Regions from separate parts of the Homo sapiens genome. Here region 2 is linked to region 1. A link is an interaction called in ENCODE POLR2A ChIA-PET data of the cell type or tissue named here. Cell type or tissue: Panc1. All regions are shown on one strand. Links, peaks and the distances in the headings refer to the core of each region. The heading gives the core; the rest is flanking DNA.

Region 1 (10,656 bases), core at 2,453-7,452:
AAGTACAGGTGCTCCCTGAATTACAAGGGAGATAATTCTGATAAGTCAATCATCAATTGAAAATATTATCATTTGAACATGCATGTAATACACCTAACCTACCAAACATCACAGCTTAGTGTAGCCTACCTTAATCGTGCTCAGATACATTAGCTTATTCCTTTAGAAAGGAATAGACGAAAGAAGCTGTTAGCCTATAGTTGGGCAAAATCATCTAACGAAAATCTCCCTTTATAATAAAGTGTTGAAAATTTCATGCAATTTATTGAATACTGTACTAAAAGTGAAAAACAAAATAGTTGTATGGCTACGTTAATTGAGTCAAAATACTGTCAGTCAAACGCTTGTAAGTCAGGGACCACCTGTATGCGCATCCTAGAAAGTACTTCTTATAAAGTGCTCCAGGATCAGGGTTGTATGAAAAGGAGGGAGATGAGTGTGTGCCACAGAATCAAGATAACGGAGTGAAGCAAGAATTTAAAGACAGCAGAAAATAGCAGATAACTTAGCCAGGCTGGCATGGCAAGAAGGGAGTTGATGAGGTTGGTCTCCATGACCATTGGTTTCTTCCCTTTCATTTCCTTTCCCCCTTCCCCTTCACCTTCTTGTTCTATTGCTCTCCTTCTCAGTATTTTGTTTTTTTCTTATATCAAATATGTTCTAATTGTATAAGGAAATTGTTTATAGTGCTACTATCCTGATATAAAATACCTTATGGCAATATCACTAAAATATAATAAACAAGTAATTATGTTTTACTTTTCATACCTACACTATAAACCTGGGAAATTTTCCTTCTTACCTCAAAAATCACCTAAGGACTCCTGGAATGTCTACCAAGTACTACAATATATGGAAAATCTCTTAAATGCAAATATGTGAGAAACAACATTGTATCCTTAACCTTTCCAGGCACATTGCCTTAATCGTTGAATAAGATAGTCCCACACATGAGCTCCACAGCCTCCCCCAGCACTGTGGTTAATCTTGAGGCTCTGACTGTAGCTCACGGGGGCTCACGGGGCTTCACTCCAGGAGGGCTGGGTTGGCTGGGGATGGACAATGATGACTCTTTTGGTCAAGGAGAAACATTGGAACCCAGGGCACTAAAAAGGGGAGGTGGTGCTTCTAACAGGAAAACAGGGAGTGTATAGTGACATGAAGGAGACTAACTGTCCGTTTCCATTTTTACCATTTCAAACTTTGGGGATGAAAGATGATTGAGTAAAAAGATGCTTTAAAAATAATGGTATGGTGAATTAAAATACCAACAGTGAATTTGAAACTAAAATAATGCAGATTTGGATAAAGAAATTGTGGAACATATACACCATGGAATGCTATACGGCCATAACAAAAAAAATACAATGAGACCATGTCCTTTGCAGCAACATGGGTGGAGCTGGAGGCTATTATCCTAAGCAAATTAATACAGGAACAGAAAACCAAATACTGCCTGTTCTCTCTTGTAGGTGGGAGCTAAATACCGAGTAACATAGACACAAAGAAGGGAACATAGACATGAGGAACTACTTGAGGGTGGAGGGTAGGAAGAGGGTGAGGATAAAAAAATTACCTATCAGGTACTATGCTTATTACTTGAGTGACTAAATGGTGCAACAAACCCCTGAGACACACGGTTTACTCATATAGCAAAACTGCACGTGTACCCCCTGAACCTAAAATAAAACTTGGAAAGAAAAGGAAAAGAATGCAGAAAAGATGTAATGAAGAAACAGGGAGACACAGATCAGGAATGTTTCAAAATAAGTCTGCAAGTGTTAACTGAGTTGGTTTAATATTTAAATATTAAATATCCTTTCTTTTTAGACAAACTAACTGGAATCATTTGTGCAATGGTCCTGCACTAAAGAAAATATTAAATGTCTTTTACAGGTAGAAATAAAAGTGTCCCAATGGAGGCTTGAAAATGCAAGAAGGAATAAAGGACAACAAAATGTTGGTAATTTAATAAACATTGACTGCAAAAAGTATCTTTGATGATAAAATAACAGGGAGACATAAAACATATGACAACAATGGCATATAAATTATAAGGGAATAAAGTGCTCTAAAATCATTGTACTGTCTGGACAGTGAGAGTGTTAATATTAGAATTGATAAGTCAAGGATGCATGTTATAATCTCTGGAGTAACCACCAAATTAAGCACAAAGTAATATAGGATAAACAAGTCTAGAGGTCTAATGTACAACGTGAGGACTAGAGTTAACAAAATTGTGTTAGGGAGTTTTGTTAAATAAGTAGATTTTAGCAACTCTTGTCACAAAATAAGTAACTATGTGAGATGACAGATATGTTAATCTACTTTACTATCTATTAGTATCCCTTAACATCACATTGTAAACCTTAAATACACACCACAAAATGTTTTAAAAAGAAGTACTACAGTATTCAAACACATAGAAGGTGAGAAAAGAATAATAAAGAATAACCAATCCAAAAGAAGACAAGAAAGAAAAGGGAGCACATAAAAGACATGCAAACAGAAAGCTTTTCAGAAGACGTAGATTAAACAAAACTCTTCCATTATCTACTGTCCTTGAGAGAAGTCCTGTCCATGTTTTGCCTCCAGATAGAGCTTCTGTAGTAACGTGGAACACTTCAGCCAAATGGCTTCATTTACAATTGTCCTTCTCTGCACAGTTCCTAAGGATGATTTTATGATGAATTGTCTGACTTTCCAAAGATTCCCATAATTTCTTTTTTAAAAATAAATTTTAAGTAGATGTGTATGCTTTCTAAACTTCAATCTATGAAAATTGACTGTACAGGTGGTCTCTGAATTCTAGTAGCACATTTACAACTGACCCATCATGCCTGTCCACCCCGTGTCCCATCCCCATCCCATTGCCATGAACCTTTGTGTGGTGGAGGAAGGGAATACAATTTTAGGACTCTAGTATTTGTAGGTTCACACATGACAGTCAGAAACATGGTGTGAGATGCCTTCAGTTCACCTTGAGGACAGACTTTCAAAGGCAAATCTGCCTGCAACAGAACCCCTGTCAATCTCCTCTTTATGCTTCAACTCCTTCCTTTGATGCACAAACAGATTTGGATTAAGGGAAAGGTCAGTCTCCCCGTTTCCCTGGGGCAATGAGCTATGACGGAGCAATGACATACCAATGGGAATAGCACACGGTGGAGAAAATTAACCCCTCTCATGGGTATTACTATATTTTCTATTCTGGGAGGCTGGAAGGAATATTTTGAAAAACCATTAAAAGTGACGAGTTAAGAGGCTAGAAAATTCATCCCAAAAGGGCATGCTCAAGAAACAGCAAATGGCCTTTACCACTATCTCAAGTGGGTTGGGCCAAGTAATCTCCAGGTTTTGTTTTGTTTGGAAACAGAGCTGACTCATCCAGAGCAACATAGAAGAGGCCAGGGACCTTTCCCTTCCCTCCCCTGATTCCATTGTAAAGAAAACTTATCCTCTCTGTTAGACAGATGTTCAACTAATATTTAAAGAATATTGGTTCAAAGTGTTAAAAAGGAAGAACCTTAAGCAAGTTTAAATTTAACAGAGTTTATTTGAGAATTTTAAAAGATTCATGAACAGGGCAGCCCTAAGAAACAGAGCAGGTTCAAAGAACTCCTGCCTGCTACAGGGTCAGGCAGCATTAATGGACAGGAAACAGAAGTGGGGCAAGAATAACTTAACTGGTTACAGCTGGGTGCTTTATTTGAATCAGCTGGCTGTCTACCATTGACTAAAGTGCAGCTGCTGTAACCAACCAAAACTCAGCTATTTGCTACCTGAGTTAATTAGTTTCATTGAGCATGAATGATTATATATTAGTTTGGTCTGTTGGGCCCACTATGGGAGCCCAGTCCAAATCAACGAACTCCTGCAAGTTTCATTTAACAGAGGGAATTACTGGTCTGCCATGTCATGACCAGGATTTATATGTCTAGGTATATCCACCCAAACACTGCATTAAACTCCAATTCAGTTAACTTGGTTAAAAATCTTCTTCTTTTTTTTTTTTTTTTGGTGGAGTTTCGCTCCTGTTGCCCAGGCTGGAGTGTAGCGGCGCGATCTCAGCCCACCGCAATCTCTGCCTCCCGGGTTCAAGCGATTCTCCTGCTTCAGCCTCCTGAGTAGCTAGGATTACAGGCATGCACCACCACGCCTGGCTAATTTTTTTGTATTTTTAGTAGAGGTGCGGTTTCTCCATGTTGGTCAGGCTGGTCTCGAACTCCCAACCTCAGGTGATCCGCCCACCTCGGCCTCCCAAAGTGCTGGGATTACAGGCGTGAGCCAACGTGCCCGGCCCTGGTTAAGATCTTCTTATGTAAGTACTTTCAAGAAGGTCAAGGCTATCACCATTTGTGGCAAAATGAATTAAGTGACTGAGTTTACTTTTTTCTGTGGTCCAGCTGGATGTAAGCATGAGGCAGAAGAGAGAACTAGGTGAAAGACATAGGTTGGATAAGATGTGCATGTTCTGTAGAAGCAGTGTCTGAGCTGGGGATGCTAAGCTCTCCAATAAAATCTGTAAGGAGTTGTGAGAAGCACGAAAGGACAGGAGAAGGTGCTTGGCAAGGGCTTGGGTTTGGCTGACATCTACCCTTAGCCTGATCCCATGGGGAGGCTGGGAGTGTGGATGGCATCACAGAGTTGTCATCCCTTCTGTCGAGGAGCCCAGACTTCTCCACTCAGTACCAGCCAGTCACTGGCTGAGGGGCTCCCCCAGGGGAAGGCAAAATCTCCCAAGTGTTTCATGGTTAGGAGCTCCCCCTACCAACCCCAGGGCAATTATCGGGAGGAGGGGCAGGTGTGAGCCTTGTGAAGAAGTGCTGATAGCAGCTGGGGGTGGTATCCCCCGCCAGTAAGAGGGATCTGGTCAGGGCGTTCCATAGACCCTACTTCAGCTGCCAAGTATGTACCCCAACAGACCCTGCTTCCAAAAGTCATTGAGAGTCAGTCTCACACAAAAGGAGAGAAACAAAAATTACTTTCCCTCACTCCTGTCTCCACCCTTCTTTTGCCAAGATCCTGTATGCCAAGTAGCCCTGTCATTCAGCAATGTTGAGGTCAGCGTAGGATTTTGTGGACTCTAATAACTTCTCTGGGTATAGAATTTCTTAGGGGAAGTTGTAATAATTTACTGACACAGCTGGACCAAAATATTGAAGTTAGATTATTCTTGGAAAATCCAGAACATGTGGTCATCCTATGTGGAGTTTGCTAACAGTCAAATAAAATTACAAAAGTATGAATCTAACATACATATAGTGCTGTAGAATTGTTACTCTGCTACATGAAATAACAACATTGGAGCTAAAGGTTTATATAAATAAAATCAATGTTACTTCTGTGAAACTAAACCAAAGTTTTAGGATTTTTTTTCTCACTATGCTCTCCAGTATCTACAGCATTAATATTAAGAAATTTCTTTCATGTTTCAAACCATCTCAACATCATTGCCACCCACTGTCACGTGGGAAAGCACAAATGATCTGGGTTTGCTTTTCTTCTACTCATGCCTCACTCTGGTTTTCCCTCCCCAGGGTCACACTCCACACCATTCCTACTAGATTAGGGTCATTGCTGAACTGGCGTGACAGTTTTAGCTGCTAGCCTAGGTACTGAGATGATTATAAAAATGTGCACGTATAACTTATAAAAGAAATAAAGCACTCATTTTTTTATTGGGTTCTTCAAAATCTTTCCTTTTGCAAGTTTATGAGAAAGTGAAAACATCATGAAAGTCCTATTTCTTTTAGAAGACGAGGAGTGAAGTATAAACTAAAAATAAAATCCCGAGTTCGAGACCAGCCTAGCCAAAATGGTGAAACCCCGTCTCTACTAAAAATATAAAAATTAGCTGGGGGCAGTGGCTCGTGCCTGCAATCCCAGCTACTCGGGAGACCGAGGCAGGAGAATTGCTTGAACCTGGGAGGCAGAGGTTGCAGTGAGCCGAGATTACGCTACGCACTCCAGCCTGGGCAACAGAGCAAAATTCCATCTGAAAAAAAAAAAAGTAAAAATAAAATTATACACCTTTCAACCACTGATTGGACCCCCTCTTGGCCAAAGGGACCCCAGAGAAACCTTAAAAACTGAGTTTCCAGTCATGATGGGGTGGAGGGTAGGATATACTTTGTTATACCCTTTCCCTTTTTTGGTTTAAACACAACTGACCAGGATTCATGTTAAAATAGAGATCATAAGACTGACAAAACATACTCTTTGTGGCAATAAGACACTGAATTATAAGCAGGACCTAGGGCCATGCCAGGCAAGGGTTAAGTCATGCATACTGCACTTAAAGAATAAACTAGGTTCAATCTGCCCCAAGGTTTCTTTTTCTCTAGCAGCCAAACAAGCACTGGCCTCTAGGTAAGCAAGACTACAACAAATGGCCGGGCGCAGTGGCTCACGTCTGTAATCCCAGCACTTTGGGAGGCTGAGGCGGGCGGATTATGAGGTCAGGAGATCGAGACCATCCTGGCTAACACAGTGAAACCCCGTCTCTACTAAAAATACAAAAATTATCTGGGCGTGGTGGCGGGCGCCTGTAGTCCCAGCTACTCGGGAGGCTGAGGCAGGAGAATGGCATGAACCCGGGAGGCAGAGCTTGCAGTGAGCCGAGATCGCACCACTGCCCTCCGGCCTGGACGACAGCCCAAGACTCTGTCTCAAAAAAAAAAAAAAAAAAAAAAAAAAGATTACAACAACTACAACTCACCCAGTTCACAGACACTGAGTAACTTACTCCCTGTTCCACCAGCCTTAACTACAGCTCTGATTCCATAAGAGACTGAGTTCAGTAACTTTCTCCTGTTAAGAGACGGTCACCCACCATGGACTGGTTCTGGCCAGTTTACAGACGCTGCTCACCTCAGTGATTTTGTGTCTCTGCTTCAACCTCTGACCTATAGGGCCTAATTATAACACACTTAAATGTTAAGTCTCCACCCCAAGGTGAACATAGGTTGTTTGTAACCTGCATCTTTGTTCAATATGCATGTGTCAGGACCCATTAATTAATATTCATAGCTCTTCCTACAATCTGCTGAATATGTATGTTTAGCCAATCCTTTCAGAATAAAGTTCCTACTTCAGCCCTTCATCCTGGGAAGTACTGTTTCTGGGTTTCAACCAGAGGCTACACTTTTCAGCCTGTCAGGATGGCCACCTTGCAGGCTATAACCCTTTACAAAAAATAAAGTCTCCTTTCAAAATTAAAAAAATTGTGATTTTTAAAAAACTTTTATTTTAGGTTCAGGGCTATGTGTGCAGGTTTGTTATATAGGTAAACTCATGTCACAGGGGTTTGTTATACATATTATTTAGTCACCCAGGTATTAAGCCTAGTACCCATTAGTGATTTTTCCTGATCCTCTCCCTCCTACCATCCCCCACCCTCTGGTAGGCTCCAATGTGTATTGTTCCCCCCATGTGTCCATGTGTTATCATTTAGCTCCCACTAATAAGTGAGAACATGTGGTATTTGGTTTTCTGTTGTGGCGTTAGTTTGCTAAGGATAATGACCTCCAGATCCATCCATGTTCCTGCAAAGGACATGATCTCATTCTTTTTTTTTTTTTTTTTTAAGACAGGGTTTCACTCTGTCAGCCAGGCTGGAGTGCAGTGGCACAATCTCAGCTCACTGCAGTCTCCACCTCCAGGGTTCAAGCTATTCCCATGCTTCAGCCTCCCGAGTAGCTGGGTAGCAGGGATTACAGGTGCACGCCACCATGCCCAGTTAGTTTTTGTATTTTTGTTAGAGACAGGGTTTTGCCATGTTGGCCAGGCTGGTCTCGAACTCCTGACCTCAAGTGATCTGCCCACTTTGTCCTCCCAAAGTGCTGGGATTGCACGTGTGAGCCACCATGCCCAGCCATGATCTCATTCTTTTTTATGGCTGCATAGTATTCCATGGTGTATATGTAACACATTTTCTATATTTAAGTTGACAGAAGTTTGTTGGTTTTTATTTAATATCAGAATTGTTTCAAAGGCATCCCTTAAAGACTAAATGGCAAAAAGAACTCAGCAACAAAACAGCCTCTCTCAGAAATCTCATTGCAATGCACTGGTCAGAGATTGGTTTGGATTGTTTGTTGTTGTTGTTGTTAGTAGAGGTGCAAGGTTGCCCTTATCTAAACTTTAAACTTGCTCAGTGGCTCTGCTCTAGGGTGGCTTCAGTCATCACCCAATGAAAATTACTTGGAATCTGATTGGAACATCTTTTAGTCAAAGTATCTATGTGGCTGCTTTCTCCTCATTGCCCATCTCTACACCCATGAGTACCCGTGCTTTTTGTCAGGAGACGCACCCACCTGCTCATGCAAAATTGAAATTGAAATTTGAACAGGAAGAGGAAAATGCTTAAAGGAAATCCTAAAATGTTATTCTATGGAGAGTAGAGGAGGTATGTGTTGCATAAAAGAAAGGTGAGGTAATTCTCAGTAGCAAAGTTTGGAGAAGTAGGCATAATTCTTAGGACTTGGTGTGTGCATGCACCAATACTCACAATGGGATTAATACATGGAGACTTAAACTTTTTTGCTTGAAATAAATGCAGTGTCAAAGACACCATCACAACATCTAAACTTGTAAGGTTAATTAAGAGGAAGATGGAGGCATTGAAGGAAGCCAATGTAACCTCACAAGAAAATCTCTGATTAGATTATGTTTAAAATATAAATAAAGTAAACAAGGACAAATAAAAAATTAGCATGTACCGGTAACAGTAGATAGGCTGAAGTCCAGTATGAAATGATCTTGAAAAAAATATTGAGTGGCATAAAATATTGTTTAATGTTGTTCTAAGATATGTTCTCTGATTTCATATTTAACTTCTCTGTGCCTCAGTTTCCCCTTCTGAAAAATAGTGATATAAACAATACCTCTTTCAGAAGAATGACAGAAGGATTAAATAAATAATATATGTGAAATACCAAGAAAAAAATGCCTGACACATGATAAATATTCAAACAGTGTTTTCCCTAGCTATGATTGGCACACTGTTAGTAATGGTCATTCAGCTTGTTGCTGGTCTACTATTCATTGATCTTCCATAATAAATTACTTTATTCATTGGCTAGAAGGTTGTCATAGATAAATCCTAAAGTTCTTCTCCAATTTTTAAGATTCTATAAATTGTTACACAGCATCTATCTGTAAATTCTATCTCTCATGCTAGATTACTTACTCCTTAAGTGCAAAGGATTTGTATTGTTTGTTTTATTTCCTCAAAAATGCTCAGCACAGAGCTGGATACAAGGCAGATATTCATCAAATAGTTATCAGAGAGTTTATTAATTACTGAAGTCCTTGTGTAAGACCAAGATCTGAGAAGGCTGAGTAGAGGCATATGGCCATCAAAATAATTTATTAAAAATAATTCCTACCTGGACTAGAAAAATCTTTATCATGAGGATGGTGGTAGTGTTTTACATGAATTACATCATTTAATCATCTAACAAACTTAAAGGTCATCTATAACTATCTCCATTTACCATTAACAAAATTGAGGCTCACACAGGTGAGGTAATTTGTCCAAATGCTCACAGCTGGAGTGAAATGAAGCTGAAATCAGATCTCAGGCCCATTGGATAATACACCATGTTTTGACTAGTTTACAGTATATCAATTTTAATGTGGTAAAACCATGCAAATTGGTATAATCCTTGGTCTTAAATTAAAAAAAAATCAGCCTTAGAAAGATCACTTTGTTTTTTCATATCAACAAAAATAAGACTGATGTCTAAGAGTTCTAGTGTCTTATTTCAGGCTCTAATGCTCATGGGGACATGGTAGATTTTCCTGCAGATCCCAGACAGAGATTTTCACTGCCAGAACTTGAGCTTGTTGATTCTGTTGCTAAGGTCAATAGGTACTAATGGATTCCAACTGTGGCACTGCAACATAGCAAAGCTATGCTTTGCTTCTTGACAGAGATTCTGAACAGGCCAAAAAATATGAGCCAAGATCAGAAAGGACCTCATTAAGGGCAATGCTGACATGTGTAACATCAGCAAAAAACTCAGGGCAATGAAGTAAGTTTGTATGTTGTGTGATGCTAAGCATAAGCAAAAAGAGAATTTCAAAGGAGAAGGCAGGAACCACTCTGGTCTTCACAGTCCATGCAGGAACCACTCTGGCCTTCATAGTCCATGCCTCACAATTTGCCAATTTTTTTACTAAATATTTTTGTTTTGAAAAATATTTAATTTTCATAAAATATATACCCTGTAATGCAAACATATAATGGGTTTATTGTTATGTTAAATGGACTATTTTTAATATCTCAGTTTAAATTTCAAATATATTAAATATCAGTACTGTAAGCTGTTTGCATGCTCAATAATTTTTAAAACCATCAAGGGGTCTTAAAACCAAAAGGTTTGAAAACTCTTGGCCTAGTAGCTATGCTTTACTTCTTGACTGGACTGAATTCTCTAATGATTTTCTATGGGCAAAGCCCTCCAAGGCCCTGGTTTTCTCTTCTCTGGAAAACGGTGGCTCATGCTGGTGGTGCACCCAAATTTGCTCTGTTGTATGTATGATGATGATGTCAATGGACGACCACCATGGGAGGGGCATTGTCTAGAGCTGCCATCCTCTGGGGCTGATGCTGACCAGCCTTGTTGGTGCCACCATGGTACCAGAGGC
Region 2 (10,656 bases), core at 2,200-7,199, 110 kb after region 1:
CCTTGAATATTTCCCCAACAAAAACTTCCTTTGGCTTGCTCTCCCCATAGTCTCTTTCTTTCCCTCACTTGCCCATTTTTCCTGCAGAGGGTCTCCTTTTGTTCTCACTGGGCCTGCTCCTCCCAACTGGTCTCTGAGGTTCCCTCTCTGTGAGCTAAAGCCTCAAAGCATGAAGGCTTTCTCCTTCTTTGGGCCACAACACCCTCTCTCAGCCATTCCTACCCCCACCTCCTGCTGCTTTCTTGCACCCACAGAGAGGACACCATGACCTGGTGCTGCCTTGGCTCAGCCTGGTCTCCCCTCTGCCCTTGCTCTGCTGCCTGCTACATCACGTTGGATGTAGGGTCCCTCTGAAACTGCCTGTCTTCTGAGAGCTTCAGACGGAAAGGGGAAGAAAGTAATCTTTCAAGACTCTAAGAGTAAGATCCACTCTGGATCTCACCTTCCTATACCAAAAATGTCACCCTATCAGCAGTCAAAATATGCTAATAAATAAGATGAACATCATAGTGGCAATCATGGTGGTAGTAGTGATGACGAAAGATTGCTCCTCCAAACTCTGCATCTAGGATCAGGGCCATCATGTGTATGCTCACTAACTGTCTGCCCCATTAGTTCTGCTCCAGCCAGGAGCTGCTGTCCTTTCTCTGCATCCACGTGCCAGTTGTAAGTGAGGAAGAGTGACCTGTCCAAAATAAATGAATTCTCGATACAAAGCCAACTGGCTGGGTGAAGCCGTACTTCTCGTAAGGGAAGGCTGTGAAGGGAAGGCTGTGATTCTGCAAGTGCCAAAGTGCTGGTTCCAGTCTTGGTTGGAAAGTGTTCTAAGACAGGCTGTGGATGCTCAAATCAACATTAGGATTACATGACTTGGAAATTCCCAGTCATCTCTGTGGGTTTGGATGGTGATAGTCAAGGAAGGTGTGCATGTATTAGTCAAACTTATCTTTTGAAAATATTTATACATCCAAAATACGTGCAAGTGAGGGGAAAATACCAGTTTCTCAATCCAAGTGAGTCCACCTTAAAACAGGTAGGGTTGAAAGGCAGTGGTCATATGTGGGCCATCTCTGCCGGCTGCCTAGCAAAAGCACACTGCAACTGTGAGGGTACCTCTGCAAAGCCACAGAATAGTTGTTGTCATGGCAAGTAGGCCTGCTTCCACAAATGAGACATGCTCATGCTGGTAGAGATGAAAGAACCTTTATGGAATTTCTGTGGGAGACAGAATTTTTGTTTAACTTTGTATGTTACCATTTATGCAGACAGAAATTTTTTAAAGCATTTGATAGAAAATCAACAAGCTTCAAGCAGAAACTAAAGCCATGAATTCCCCAGATAGACTCCTAAAAATTAAGATGGTGGCTTCCGTTTGCAGGATGCAGATTTCAAGGAAGTCCCTCAATGAGTGGCCTTCTCTGCGATTAAGGCCTAGGCTGGTGGTGGTGGTGGCAGCGGGGGGAGGATTGGGGCAGGAGAAGAAGCCCCTCACTAGCAAAGAAAAGCTGGACTCTGAGAGAGAAGCACCATCCCAAGAACGTCCACATGCACACTTCCCTGCAGCCTCATTTTCAGCTCTTCATTGTATCTGCGGATGCTGTAACCTGGGGGTTACTTCCTTTAATTCAGGCAGAGATTCCCAAGTTTGCATCTGCTGATATCTGGAAGGCCAAGCTCTTGGCTTTGCTTTAATTCAAGTTATTTGCCAACTGGATCTCGGTGCAAAGCCCAGATAACTCGACTGCCTAAATGGGAAATGGGCTTGATGTGTTTGTTCTGAGCAGGGTCATATAGAGCCATTATATAGCAGCCTTATGTTGGCTTAGGCATTTTCTTTCCTTCTTCTTTTTTTTTTTTTTTTTTGAGACAGAGTCTCGCTCTGTCACCCAGGCTGGAGTGCAGTGGAGCGATCTCAGCTCACTGCAAGCTCCACCTCCTGGGTTCATGCCATTCTCCTGCCTCAGCCTCCTGAGTAGCTGGGACTACAGGCGCCCGCCACCACGTCCAGCTAATTTTTTGTATTTTTAGTAGAGACAGGGTTTCACCGTGTTAGCCAGGATGGTCTCTATCTCTTGACCTTGTGATCCACCCACCTTGGCCTCCCAAAGTGCTGGGATTATAGGCGTGAGCCACCACGCCCAGCAGCTTAGGCATTTTCAAGAAAACTGAATTAAATTCAGTAATACTGATCAAGCTGCAAAGTGCTGTGAACACAGATTCAAATGTCTCAGTTCTTGCCCCTAAGGAGCTCACAGTCTCCTCTGTTGTTATAAACATGGGAAAGAAGGAGTGGACTGGTCAAAAATGAGGCTATGATGGCTATCCATGCAGCTTTCCTAGTTGGGATACCTTATTTGGTCTAAGGATAAACAGGAGTCCACCAGGCAGAAGAGAGTGAGGAAGGGAGTTCCAGCAGTCACAGGATGAAAGGCTCTCCCCTCACTGGCCGCAGGTAGAACATGTGAGGTGCAAAGAGAGTGAGCAGCGAGGGCTCTCAAAGACTCTCTCCTGCGCAGGATTGCAGTGTCTGCTTTCCTGACCTCATCATTTTCCAAACATATTCTTAGAAAAAGAAAACCTCTCAAGCATTCTTTCCATCTGCTTCTACCCTGACCTGGAAATTCAAGGGACCAGAAGCAATACAGCAATACAGACAGACCCTCCATGCAAAGAGCGTGAGACAGAGAACTGAGTCCAGAAAGTGTTAGCAATGGCTGGGAAGCTAGATTACATTACAGCCATGTGCCAAATGGAAATTGAATTTCAAGTTATCAAAAGGAAGGCCAAAAAAAAAAAAAAGATAAGAAAAAGCCCTCGAGTTTAAAGATGGCTACATGAATAGTTCAGATATCTGATGGTGATTCACCGCTGGAACCCCTCCGGCCCTCCATGGAGACAATGACTCCTCTGGTCTTACTGAGGAGTAATTGCTCAGCATCTCTGACTGTACACACGATTCCAAGTATATTTATAGTGTTAGGATGGCCCAGAATTTTTGAAGGTTTTTTTATTTTTGCCAAACAGTCCTGCCAGGAGATGCTGAAGGTCAGATATTTTAGAAAATCTGTTTCTGGTACTTCAGCAGTCAACTACTATTGCAAGGATGGAGAAAGATGCTTGGTTGTTCCAGGAAGCTCTGTCATGACTCCCAGGTCCAATTTTAAAGTACCTTCTGAAATAGGTGAAAGGTATTCCTAAACATGCTCTCTAGAACTTAAAGCATAGGTTTTCATCACACACAAATCTGTACCATGGGGCAGAATTAGCCACAGGAGACATTCTCAATTGTCAATTAGCCATAAAAGTGGCTTGAGGAAAAACTAGATAATGTGAAATAACTCTTTAAAGGAAGAAGAGAGGTGGTACATTCTTTATTTCACAGATAATGTAAAGAAGACATACAAAGGTGAAGGGTGTTACCTGTGGCCACATACACTGCTCCATAGGAGCTCCTGGACCTGGGGTTCACCCCCTGCCTCCTAGAGCCTGGCCAGTCCAGGCTCTTTCTAGTTAGACTATTGGGATTTTCTGTTAATGACCCTAATCAAAGTGGAAATAGCACAAAACGACCTTGGTGGCAGTGAAGAGAGAACTTGGGATTTCAAATTTTTAATGTTGACTCATAAAGTTAATTCACAAAGAATAACAGATCTTGGTGTGGTTTAAAATAAACACTCTTGCCAGCCATGGTGGCTCACGCCTGTAATCCTAGCACTTTGGGAGGCCATGGCAGGGGAATCACTTGAATCAGGGAAGGCAGAGTTTACAGTGAGCGGAGATTGCTCCACTGCATTCCAGCCTGGGTGACAGAGTAAGACTCTGTCTCAAATAAAATAACATAAACATTCTGAGGAACAAGTGAGGCATGAGACTCCCCCATTTCAGAAATGCCTGGAAGAATCTCCCATTTCAGGTATTTTAGGGAAGCAAACCGTTCACTCAAAAGAGAATTTTGCCAGGTTTGCACAGACTTTAGACATTAATACTTCCTTTAAATGGATTTTGGAATCATTGACAGAGGAAAAAAAGAGTAAAACTCTAAGAGAAGGCAGGCAGAGAAGTGAATGGATTGCTCCTGAAAAGGACTGAAATCAGAGACAAAGAGATCTCAAATAAGAAGCAAAGTTTTTCAGAGTCTACCTTACAAATACTTTTCATCTGAAACCATCCAGCAACATTTACTGGCCCAAATGAACTATGGGTGTGAATAGTTTCATTCTATTGGTCATTAATGTACCAAACAGAGTCTTTCTTAAAGAGGTATCAAAGCCACAGTGGAAACTGTATCCGACGCTCCAAATAAACTCTAACCAAGGATGGGAAACTCGGAATCATGGAGTTGTTTGTGGATTTGGCTAAAAGTCAGGCATGTTTTGAGGCTTTAAACACTGATTATTTATATCCAACAAATAGTTTGTGAAAAAGGAGAGAGGGAAGAAATGGGATATGGAAATTGTGTATCTCAAGAAAGAGCCAATCATTTTCCCTCCTAACCAGAGCATGGCAGAAGGGAGAAGAAAAGGAAAAGAGCTTGCCCTTTGTGGAAAGCTGAGCTTTTCCTGAAAGTCTGACAGGCAGAGAAACAAAGTTTGGATCCTGCAAGATCGTTCCTGTAACCAGATCAAGTTCCTCCTGTTTGCTGGAGGCCCTTGGGTCTCCCGTCACAACTGCACCCAGCTCACGGGCACAGGCAGGTGCATACCCTGCCCGTAGAGTCATCTTTCATAGACTTCCCTGCTGGATCCGGGCAAATAGTGTTTCCAGAAAAAGCGAATCCAGCTTTCTGTGCCACCACCCTGGGATCTGGTACTGTGTCATGGGAAGGCATGCAGGGACTTGCCTCCTGACCCCACTGCCAGGAGGGGTGCTGGTTTGATCACTCCTGACCCCTTCCCGCCAGCATTTATGATCTTAGACACTTACTCACCTTCCAACCATGTGAGGCAATTAAGAATGATTGCCTCTGAATCAAGGGCAAATCATCCACCAGTTTCCTGGCCAAGGTTTGAGTGGGAGGAACAGCTTGTGTGAAATCCTTTAACGGTGACAAAATGCTTAACAATCTTGATGGCAGTGGTCAGTTAGGGTAACGAACATAGGGCGGTCTGACCTCCAGCTCATGTTTTCCTGTGTTCACTTTCTACCTGGTAATGGTGAGCTCATCCTAATCCCCCTGGGGTAGCCCCCATCCGGGTAGGAGGCTACTGTTGGCCCCTGCACAGATGGGTCTAGCCCACCAGCCTCCCCCCCACGACCCCACCACAGGGTGGCAGTTGCGAGCACACGCCTAGAAGCCCTGCCTTTCTTTGGCCTCTCCCAGAGAATGAAATTTCAGCATTTGTACAGCTCAGACCCACTGGCTGAAACTTCTACCTCCTGGCTCAAACTTCTACCTCCTGCTTCCCTGAGTGAAGTAACTGACAGAGGAAGTAATACTTCCAACTGGATTTTAGAGTTCCTGAGTCTAGTCTATGTTTAGTCTATCTCTATTTCCCTGTCCCTCCCCCACGCCCTAAACTGACATTTCGTAGGTTTCTGGTAAATTACCGAGTCCAGAGTTGGAAGCCCTAAGTGGTATTTATTTTACTTCAAATCACCTTTAGTCATCAGAATCACCTGGAGGGCGTGTTAAAGCAGGAGCTGGCCTGAGAATGTGCACTTCTAACAGGTTTGCAGGGGATCCTGCTGCACTCTGGGACAAGGCTTTGAGACCTGCTAGCCGCAGGAAGTCTTTTCCTCTCTTTCCTCCCTTCCTAGCTGTGCCTCTCCCTGAAGCCCACCTACAGGAGAGACGGGAAAACGTTATGGGCAGTGTTGTCTCAAGAAGGAATGTCAGGATAATTGGAATAAACAAAAGAAGAACTTGAATAACTGATCACAGTCACCGTTGATCCTTTCCCCAGGAAATAGTACTTTTTGTTTTTATTTTCTTCCATGAACTAGCCTTTTATCCATAGCAGAGAGGTTTTCTCTCAAGAAGAAACAGGATCTGAACAGGATCTGAACCTTAATTCTTCTTCTGGTGGGAGTTCAGTCCATTTCCTTCTTATTCTGGATTAATTTCCCCTTTGCCATTGAATAAAACAGAGGACTTTACAAAGGGCCTACTTCATGCCAAGTAATGTGTTAATAGTTCTAAGTGGTTTATGTGCATCTCAAAAGACCTTCGCCACAATTTCACAGACTATATGTTATTAGCCCATTTTACAAACTAGCAAACTGAGGGTTAGGGAAGTTTTGTAGTTACTGGAGATCATAGTAGTCATAGATAGAACAGAGATTCAAATCCTGGCTTGACTTCAAAGATCAAGCTATGCTGCCATAGACAGCATTACGCTTTCTATAGTGAAAGACTTGTCACAAACAATTCTGTGATCTGTCACTTATTCAATACACATATTTATTAAGCACATACTATGTGCCATGCTCTATAATTAATTAGGTCCTAGGAATATAATGATGTACAAGATGGATGGAACTTTTCAAAACATATTTTCTTAGATTGTCTCATGAAAATTTGTTTTTAATACTTTGTCCTTCGATGGAATTGCTCATGAAAGCATATGTCATTAAACCCAGAAATTGCATTCCCCTCCTCAATTTCTTGCCATCCTCCTTTGACTTACTATTAATATCAGTTTAACAAATTTGTTTCCTATTTTCCTTAAAGGAGTCTGTTGCTTTTATTTTTAAAATATATTTAGTTTTTGGGCCAGGCATGGTCGCCCACGCCTGTAATTTCAGCACTTTGGGAGGCCAAGTGGGTGGATCACAAGATCAGGAGATCAAGACCATCCTGGCTAACATGATGAAACCTCGTGTCTACTAAAATTATAAAAAATTAGCCGGGTATGGTGGCACATGCCTGTAGTCCCAGCTACTCAGGAGGCTGAGGCAGGAGAATCGCTTGCACCTGGGAGGCAGAGGTTTCAGTGAGCCAAGACAGTGCCACTGTACTCCAGCATGGGCAACAGAGCAAGACTCCATCTCAAATACATATATATATACACACACACACATATATATATACACACATATATATACATATATACACATATATATACATATATACATACAGATACATATATACATATACATACATGTGTATATGTGTGTATATGTGTATATGTATATATGTATATATACGTGTATATATACACGTATATATACACATATATACATGTATATGTACATACATACGTATATATACGTATATATATATTCGTGTATATATACGTATATATGTATATATTCGTGTATATATATATTTAGTTTTTGAATGAGTACATTAACATAGCTCAAAATTTACAAGAAATAAAAATGTGTACAGTAAAAATTAATCTCCTTTCCACCCCATGACCCCTAGCCACTCAGATCTCCCCAGAAGCAACCGCTTATAAATATACATTGTCTTCCCCCGTCCTTTCTTTGCTCATGAACACAAATGGTTGGTTTCTACCTACAAAGTGTTCTCTACTTTTATTTTTCTCAGTTGATTTATCTTGGAGATCATGCCAAATCAGTAAATATAGTTACCTCGTTCATTTTAACAGCCGCATATGTAAATAATTCTAAAATGCACCATACTGTATTTAACTAAGCCCTTGTTGACGAACACATAACATGGCCCAGTATTTTTCTATTACAAACAATTCTACAATGACTACTCTTGTGTGTCTATCGTTTTACACAGGAGCAAGTATATCTACAAGATAATTTCCTATAAAGGGAAATGCTGGGTAAAGAGAAAATGGTATGTTCATCTGTAATTTAAAAATGTTTTCATTATGGAATTTTTCAAGCATTACAAAAGGAGACAGACTAGTAAGATGAACTGCTGCATATCCATCATCAAGCTTCAGCGATTATCCACAATCCATGGCTGATAGTATTTCGTATATATATAGGCCCTATCCATTTCCCCACCCCAAATTATTTTGAAACAACTCCAGGCATAATGTTATTTCACTAGGAAATATTTTGGCACTGTTCTTGAAAAGCAAGGACTTAAGAAAAGAAAAATATATGTGTGTGTGTAATCACATTATCACCCCTAACATAAATTGTTCATTAATACTAGAAAATATCCTGTCAGTGTCATATTTTCCAAGGTTGTCTCATAAAAATTGATTTTCTACTAGTTTATTCTTTGATTAGAATCCAATAAGATCCAAAAAAAAAAAAAAAAAAGAATCCAATAAGATCCATACATGGCAGTTGGCTAAGTCTTTTTTTAATCTCTTGGTTCTGTCTCCATCTCTCTTGTTTTTCTTTGTGCATCGTTGTTGTAGAAACTGGGTATGTTTGTTTCCAGAGTCCGGATTTTACTGACCCTATCGAATGACCACAGGGTCATTTAAAATGTTCTGCTACCCATTAGGTCAAAAATTAAACACAAAATTAAATTGCAGAATTTCTTAATAATAAAACACAACATAGCTGAACCTATGTGACACAGCTAAAGCAGTTATTAGAAGAAAAATAACAGAACTAAATAACTCTATCAGTAAAAAAGCAAAGCTAAATGGATTACACCCGTAAGTCAGAAAGCTAAAAAAAAAAAAAAAATTAAAATATAAGACAAAAGGAATCAGAAAGAAGATAAATGCAGAATTAATGTTTCATCATTTTAGGGCTTGTTTTTACAAACTGAAGCTTAAGACTCACCATTTGAGAACTAGGAGACCATTTCCTAATTTGTAACGATATCAACAACACATCTAGGTAGCTGTCAGGGGCTGGGAGCCTTTTCTACACAAACTTTGCTCTGAATTTCAAAATACTAGCCTGTCTTGACACTTAGTGGAAATTCAGGTAGGGTGGCCTTAACTCAGGTTCTTCAGGAAAGCGTCCTGTTTCAGGGACACAGTGGGGTGGGGTCGGGGGAGGGCTGTATTCCGCACATCTAGTTCTGGCTGGGCTTATGGCAAGTCTCAGTCCTCTGGAGTCACCTGAGTGACTGAGGGATGAGAGGCATTTCTGATCCCGTAATATACTTACATGGCTTTGCCATCTACCACATCCCAGTTCAAATCTCAGCTGGCACAGTTACCGTTCACGTGGCCTGGAGCAAATCTGAGCTGAACTTTCCTCACCGTAAATCTGGTAAAAATCTTTACCTTAAAGGAGTGTGGATCAAATGAGATACCAGGTAGAGCTAGTGCTCACCGAGTGGAAGCTAAGGTGATGAAGCCCCTTTATTCTCAAGTTCTGTGATTCCATGATGGAGACCCATGAGGCCTACCAGACGGAGAGTATCAATTAAAAGAAAGCAATCACGGAGTTCTTCCCGCCTTCTCTGGAGGATGTATTCCTATGAGCTGCCCCGAATGTTAAAAATAATACACCTGCCCCCAAAGTGCCGAGGACGCCTTTGTGGTCCACCTACTCATCGTCCACCGGTTTCTGCAAGTGGACCGGTTACCTGCTCAGGAGCAAATGTTTCCATCACGACGCACCCTCTCCCAGGGATGGGCTCAACCTGTGCTCTCCCTGCGACAATGCTGAACAGTGCCATCTGTCCCTACCCAGCGTCAGCGTCACGCAGAGGGCCCGGGCTTGGAATGTGGGAGGCACGCTCCCAGCTCACTTTGGTTTTCCCGCCCTGGAGGGGAATCCAAGATGTCTAACTAGTCTTCTGGCCCCGAGAGGGAGAGGTGGGGATAGGACCTTCCTTTAGTCCCCTCCGTAGTGGAACGAAGGATTCTTTATGGTCATCTGTGGTGTTCATTTCGTAAAGAAGCATCTGCAGGGTAAGAAGGAAAAACGTCCACCTTGCAAATATATCCCAGGCACATGCCTCCTGAGAAGTGACCCCCTCCTCCCTCCGCCTCCCCCGGCACGTCCTGGGGCTTCTCCAGTCTCCCGCTCCTGGGACCAGGCAGAGATCCCGGCGTGGGCAGACCCCTGCCACCGCGCCCAGGCCTCGTCCGAAACTCGCGCCCGAGAGCCCACGCCGGAGGCGACGCTCCCGATAACTACTGTGCTCCCAAGACCCGGAGGGCACGAAGAAAGGAGCCCTGGCAAACAAAGGGTACGGGCCGGGACCGCCGCAGCCCGGGGCGGGGGCACGGCAACCGCGAGGCCTGGGGGCGCCCGCCCCCCGCGCCCCACGCCCGGTGCCAGCGAGCCGAGGCGTGCATCTCCTTATATGGTCAAATGACACGGCGGGGTTTCTCGAGGGCGGGAGCTGCGCAGCGCTCCACTCGGCCGGCAGCGGAGCCGCAGCCACCAGCCGCCCGCGCCCTCCAGCCCCGTCCGGGAGTCCCCGGCCCGCTGCGGTGCCGTGAGTACCTCCAACCCCCTGCGCCCCGGAGGGAGGCCGAGGGGCTTAGCCACCAGGGCTCGGAAGTGGGGGCCGAATCCGGTGCGAGACCCAAGGAGAGGGGAGCAGAGCCGGAGTTGGGGAGACTGGTGAGAGGAGAGCAGAGCTGTGGGTCCGGGAAGACCACTGGGAGAGGGGACCCGAACCGTGCGGGGAGAAGCCGGGAGAAAGGAGTTGAGCTGTGGGGTAGACCCGGGAGAGGAGAGCCGAACCCTGGGGGTTGGGGGTGGGGAGACCACGGGGAGAGGGGAGCGGAGCAATGGGAGGGGTCTAGACCCTGGGGGCGCTGGAGCTCAGAGGAGCCCACCGACTCATCCCCAGAGGGAGGACTG

Evidence for each region. ChIA-PET counts read pairs that join two places held together with the same protein. Peaks named below come from ENCODE experiments on the same cell type or tissue, not always from the same donor. Only the 100,000 strongest peaks of a DNase experiment are listed, where the experiment ranks them.
Region 2: POLR2A ChIA-PET joins it to region 1 with 14 read pairs; 12 of 35 experiments call an interaction of 5 or more read pairs at or near these places.

Annotation. Positions count from the first base shown.
Region 1 is chr2:105,503,870-105,514,525 of GRCh38, reverse strand. No RefSeq gene overlaps it. Among named protein-coding and RNA genes, the nearest start is that of LINC02946, 100 kb to the left of the region's middle. In Panc1, for the core only: no CTCF peak of the experiment used is centred there; no DNase peak of the experiment used is centred there; H3K27ac peaks cover 4,966 bases.
Region 2 is chr2:105,398,599-105,409,254 of GRCh38, reverse strand. FHL2 (four and a half LIM domains 2) reads left to right here and starts at 10,204. Exons shown (of 7, transcript NM_001318895.3): 1 at 10,204-10,413. RefSeq lists silencers at 10,101-10,230, 10,251-10,470 and an enhancer at 9,601-10,423. In Panc1, for the core only: CTCF peaks have their summits at 5,015 and 5,260 (motif pointing right); DNase peaks (open chromatin) are centred at 4,994 and 5,598; H3K4me3 peaks cover 866 bases; H3K27ac peaks cover 5,000 bases.